Regions from separate parts of the Mus musculus genome. Here region 1 is linked to region 2. A link is a contact called in ENCODE Hi-C data. All regions are on one chromosome and are shown on one strand. The core of a region is the stretch at or near the end of the contact, and the rest is flanking DNA. Distances in the headings are between cores, read along the strand shown.

What was found. Hi-C counts contacts between places; a loop is a spot of excess contacts on that map.
Region 1: a loop to region 2 is called in a map of CH12.LX, with 4 times the contacts of the local background. The contact joins the enhancer-like site here to the promoter of 1700016B01Rik in region 2. A Hi-C loop is called at or near these places in 5 of 37 maps with a recorded cell type or tissue (CH12.LX, T-helper 2 cell, gastrocnemius and 2 more).

The regions. Positions count from the first base shown.
Region 1 is chr5:111,392,575-111,395,428 of GRCm38, forward strand. No RefSeq gene overlaps it. Among named protein-coding and RNA genes, the nearest start is that of Mn1, 23 kb to the right of the region's middle. Within about 2 kb of position 1,382, at least 1 of the 3 ENCODE cell types and tissues checked has a DNase peak (open chromatin) inside an H3K27ac peak, as active enhancers do; it is heart, where a contact is called at or near this core.
Region 2 is chr5:112,154,791-112,157,490 of GRCm38, forward strand. 1700016B01Rik (RIKEN cDNA 1700016B01 gene) reads left to right here and starts at 1,437. Exons shown (of 2, transcript NR_166436.1): 1 at 1,437-1,564.

The sequences.
Region 1 (2,854 bases), core at 132-2,631, 760 kb before region 2:
ATGCTGGATTGTCAGCATGTGCCACCTCTGATAACCAACATCTTCATAATGTCTCCTCATAAAGTCCTCTGAGGCACAGCTGAGCTTCTCCATGGTGGCAGGCAAACCCTAAGACTCCACACTCGGAGGTCTCACTAATATGGAAGGGGTGGTAACTGCTCTGCCCCCCTACTGAGGCCCCCTACCTCAGTAGTACCATGTCTTCCCCCCAACCTCCAGCTGGCTTTGTGTTAGTGCTGTGGACATGAGGGGTCTCCAGGAGCCTGTGGTGTGTTCCTTCTAAGTGTGCTTGACAGCAGTTGGGGTGTCAGGGGAGCCTGACCTGTAAATCCCCGGGTGGAGCAACCCTGAGGTCAGGGCTGTTCTACTTCACCAGAGACCACTTCCCCTACACTCCTGCCCAGCATTGCCTATCTGGCTGAGGACAGTATCTGTTGGCGGTCTAGTGGGCCATGAATTCAGGATCCTGTTAATATGGGATCTATTGGGATTCCAGTCTTCCTCTCAGCCCCTACTGAGTGACAGGCACAGCTTTTCTACTCATGAGGTTGAGGTCTGGATCTGTGCATGTTAGTGCTGTCCATGGTGGGACTTCACTGCCCTAGATCTCACATCTCATTGCGATCTACCCCAAGGCTCAGCTATGCGGCAGCCATCATCTCAGGATGCTGGGAGGTGGGGAAGTGCTGGGATGAGATGGTGACCCTGTGCTTGCTCGGAGGCCTTACTGTTGCTACCCGTCTCCTGCTAGTGAGCCCTGCAAGTGTGCTTGAAACCACGGAGTCTTAGCATGGAGCTGTCTGCTCACACTCTGCCAGAGGCCATGCTGGCTGAAGGGCTTTGGCGTCTCGCACATGTACTCCGATGCCTGCCCACCCACCCCCGTTACTGAACAATAGGCCCCAAATGAAGCTTGACCCCTCTGAGCCTTGGTGTCCCGCCAGTGAAAGTCTGGATTGTCGACACTAACATGGGACATGGCTCTGTGACAAGGAAACATGAAAACAACACTTCGTGCCCTGGTTGGGCTCTTAGCTAGAGTCACCAGCCAGCGTGCATTGCCCAGGACAAAGGATTCCTGGGAGGCCAGACTTTGACTCTAAAACCAAGACAGTCATGGACAAACAGGGACCGTTGGTCACCCTGTTACAAGAGTATAGCAGTTTTCATCTAAAGACAGATGTAAACACTGGGCCATTGTATAGGAGCCAGGCAGTGCTGTAACCTGAAGCCAGTCTCACAGGGAGAACTCAAAGTGTTCTTTCCATACAGTGCTCCGTTCTCCCCAGACTGCCATGGACAGGTACATCCAGGCATATTGAGCTTGCTGCAGCCAAAGACGCTTTCCCAAAGGTGTGCATGTATGCCTGGCCCTCTGGCAGCAGCCTGCAATGTTCCCACCGGTTCATTCTTGCCACTCACCCCCAGGCTCCACCCACAATGGCCTCACGCCAGATTCTGAGACCAGGTCTGCTTTGAATGACTGGAACAGAGCAGCCCAGGATTTAACCCATTCCTGGCTTGAGTGCCTCCTGCCGTTAACCATTTCCTCCCCCCTGCCTGTGGCTCGAGTGACCCAACAACAGCCTCTCAACTCTCTCCCATTTTGCGAGGAAACATTTCTGCTTTATGACTGCATGTGCTTTCTCGTCTCTCCCGTTATCTTAATGAATTAACTGGGTGCCCATTGCTCCCTGGCCCCCCCACGGTTTACGAGCTGTTCAGCGATCACTGCGATCTTCGTCAGCTTCACACAGTTGTTGTACCGGTTCCTATTACAGTAATTGGCATGAACTTTATTCTTTTGCAGAGAGATTCTTTGGCCCGCTGAGACTGCATAACCATCTGCCATAAATTGAGACTAGTACGGCTTATTTTGGTGAATGCAAAATTGGATCCCATTCTTTACTCTGTGGCTTGATTCAACTTCCAGATGGTTAATCCACATGAAGTAATAGGAATGCACCACAGCTCTGCTTAGCTGAAGATGGAGACGTAATATTTATTTGCTGATGTGGAGGCCTCCAAACGCTGCCCTGTCGGGATGTCAATATATAACACGGCAGCACAGAAATGTCAGCTTGTTCTGCAGGAACGACAGGCTCCCCTGAGTTGCCATGGGGGGACCCCTGGGTGCCTACTCCCCCCTTCTGTCCTTGACCTAATCTCAAGAGGTTTTTATTCTCTCCTGGGCTGTTTCTTATCAGCTAGGTCTGCCTGTGTAGCTGGCTTCACATCTGCTTTGACTTTAGTGCCTGTGACATTTTCATTAATACTTCTCCAAGGTTGAGCCTTTATTCCAAATACCCTGCAGCTCCCAGAAGCTAAAGCTCAGCTGTGCCCAGCTGGGGGCTGCTGGGAAACTTGGCCCCTGAAATACCAACAAGTCTGCTGTCCCCACTCAGATGAGCTGATCAACACTTTTTAATTGTTACTGATCATGCTCACCTGCTATGCTGAAGGATGCAGAGGCAGATCTTGGGGTAGGGGGGAATTGCTTTCACTCTGGGGAATATCGACTGCCTCTGTGTGTATGCTCCGTCCTGTCCTAGACTCCTCCTGGGTCTCAGCATGTGGTGCAGGGAAGCCTGAAGCCCTGCATCTCACCACCTGGGAGTACTGACTCTTCAGGGCTCCCTGTACCAGATGGGTCCAGCAACCCAGTTTACCCAGGGCTGCTCTGGCTGAGCCCCTATCTCCTCTGTACCATTCAGAGCTGGGCAAACTGAGACAGTTGCCTACCCTATGGCCCTGTCTACTCTAGATCTGCAGAGAGAACCTCTGGAGCTCACTCTGAAAGTCCTACATTGTGGTGTGTTCTGTGGTGACTCTGACAGGGCCCATGAATTTGGCA
Region 2 (2,700 bases), core at 187-2,686:
AATCCAGGAGGCAGCCTAGGGCAGCCAGCCTCGTGAAGGTCCGATGAGTTCCAGTTCCTGAGTTGTTCTGGATACAAAACAGCCCTGCAAGGCTGCCGCCCCTGCCTCAGCACCAAAGCAGCCCTGGCAGCCAGGAATGAGGCACTCAAATCCATATACAGGGAGGGTGCGGCAGGGAGACAGGACAAGGGCACCCTAGACTTGACCTCAGTCTCTTCACATGCCAGAAAGTGACTCATGACCAATAATGAAGACCCTTCGGCAGCCAAGCTCCCAGAACAACCACCTTGGTCCTTAGAAATTCCAGATCTGTGTGACTCTGGAAGCTTTCTGTGCTGCTAGAGTCCTCAAAGAGGAGAAGCCTTGATGTAAAAATACCGCCATAAGCCTATGGGCAGTTTTCTTGATTAGTGATTGATGGGGGCCCGCCCATTGTGGGTGGAGCCAGTTCATTGTGGGTGTGGTCAGCCCATTATGGGTGTGGCAATCCCGTTGTTGGTGGAGCCATCCTTGGGCTGGTGGCCCTGAGTTCTATAAGAAGGCAGGCTGAGGGCTGGTGAGATGGCTCAGTGGGTAAGAGCACCCGACTGCTCTTCCAAAGGTCCGAAGTTCAAGTCCCAGCAACCACATGGTGGCTCACAACCACCCGTGATAAGATCTGACTCCCTCTTCCGGAGTGTCTGAAGACAGCTACATATAATAAATAAATAAATAAATAAATCTTTAAAAAAAAAAAAAAAAAAGGCAGGCTGAGCAAGCCATGGTGAGGAAGCCAGTAAGCAGCACCCTCCATGGCCTCTGCATCAGCTCCTGCCTCCAGGTTCCTTCCCTGCTTGAGTTCCTTTCCCGACTTTCTTTGGTGATGGGCTGTGGTGTGGAAGTGTGAGCAGAATTAACCCTTTCCTCCCCATGCTGGTTGTGGTGTCTCATCACAACAACAGTGACTCTAAGATGCTGACCAAGGAGGTGACTAAATCCAAGCAGTAAGAACCAATCAAATGAGAAACAAGTGCTCAGAAGGGCCTTCTGTCACGCCCCATAATGTGCTTGTCTCTCCCAAATCACCCTACAAAGAATTACCCCTACTTCACAGGAGAAAAACTTGAAATTCAGAGAGGGCAAGTCATCGACCCAAGGTCACACAGTGAGTTAGATGTCTAAACTCAAACTCAGCTCTCTAGATGTCCTTAAAATGCAAGGAATTGTCCTAGAAATGACAAGTTCCAGAGAAGGTAAGACACCCACACAGACTAGCCTCTGTTTTGCACCTTAAAAGTAGGTGTCCCCTCCAGCAACCCCTCTCTCTCCACAGCCCTCCCCCACCCCCAGTACCTCCACTCTCCAGAACAGAGATGGTTGCCAAGGAAACAACATTACCAAATAAGCCCCCATTGTCTGGGGCCCTGAGAGGAAATTCATAAGCCCAACCCCTGCTCATTGACCCCTGGTGACCCCAAGGGAGACACCAACCCTCTCTCCGAGCCCCTCCCCAACCCAGCTCAGCTCAACAAAGTGCACCCCAGAGGGGGCCACAGCCAAGACAGAGCTCCCTGAAATGGCCCAGGTAACTACTAGCCTAGGTTCCAGATGCTTACCTTAGTGGTACCAGCACTTATGGCTTTGTAGGTATGTCCTACTGTGTGCTTAAGGATGCCTCCTACTGTGTGCTCATAAAGAGCTCCTTCTGTATGCAAGTGTGTGAATGTGTGTGGCAGGCAGAGGTCAGCCTTAGAGGTAAGCTAAGCTGGCCAGTGAACCCTAGCATCTGCCTGCCTCTGACTCCCTGGCTCTGGGATGGCACATTCACCCACATCTGTCTTTCATGTGAGTTCTGGGGGCCAAGCTCTGGGCCTCAGTCCTGCTGAGAGAAGCTTAAGTAGTGAGGTGTTTCCCTAGCCCCTTCTATGCCAAGACACTGTGGAAGTGAGTCTGGGGATGCAGCAAGCAAGGCTGTCACTCGAGCCAACCCTTAGAATCCAATCGAGGTACACAAGAAGGGAGGGCTGGAGGCATAGTAGGGAGAGGAACTCTTTCTCTGAGACAGAACTGGGCCCAAGGTGGTCAACAGGGCCCCATGCTTAAGCAGCTCGGCCAGCTTCAGAAAGCCCACCTCCGTGACTGCACATTTTCATCCTTGATGCCTGGTGAGGTGAGGTACCACCCATCACCTGGTGCCCTTGAACATGGATCAAGGGAACAGTAAGGAGGGCCCAAAGAGCTTGGGTTGCCCTTGCTGAAACTTCAAGGCTGCCTATTACTGCAGCAGACCCTGCCTTGTGCTGACTGTTGCACCCAGCATAGACACAGATGCGCAGGATGGAACTCATTGGCAAGAATAAGTCTAAGTTCCATCTCCAAGCCAATTGCTGTGGCAAAGGAAGGAAGGAGTGATCTGATTGGCACTGGCTTAGTGCAGGGGACACCTTCCTCCAGATGTGGGGGAGGACATGGCAGAGGGAAGGCACAGTGTGACCAGAAAGGAAACAGCTGACATTAAGGCAGAGCAACAAGTTTTCACTCTGAAAACCTTGCAGCCTGACACAGACCAGAGTGTGAGGGCCATCCTGCAGCCAAGGGCCTTTCAGGAAGTCCTCTGACTCGGGCACAGGCAGCTGGATTTACACAGGAGGATGGCAGAAACCAGGGCAAAGAAAGACTGTCAGCAGGCCCCTGGCTCTCTCGCCTGCTTAGAGCAAAGGT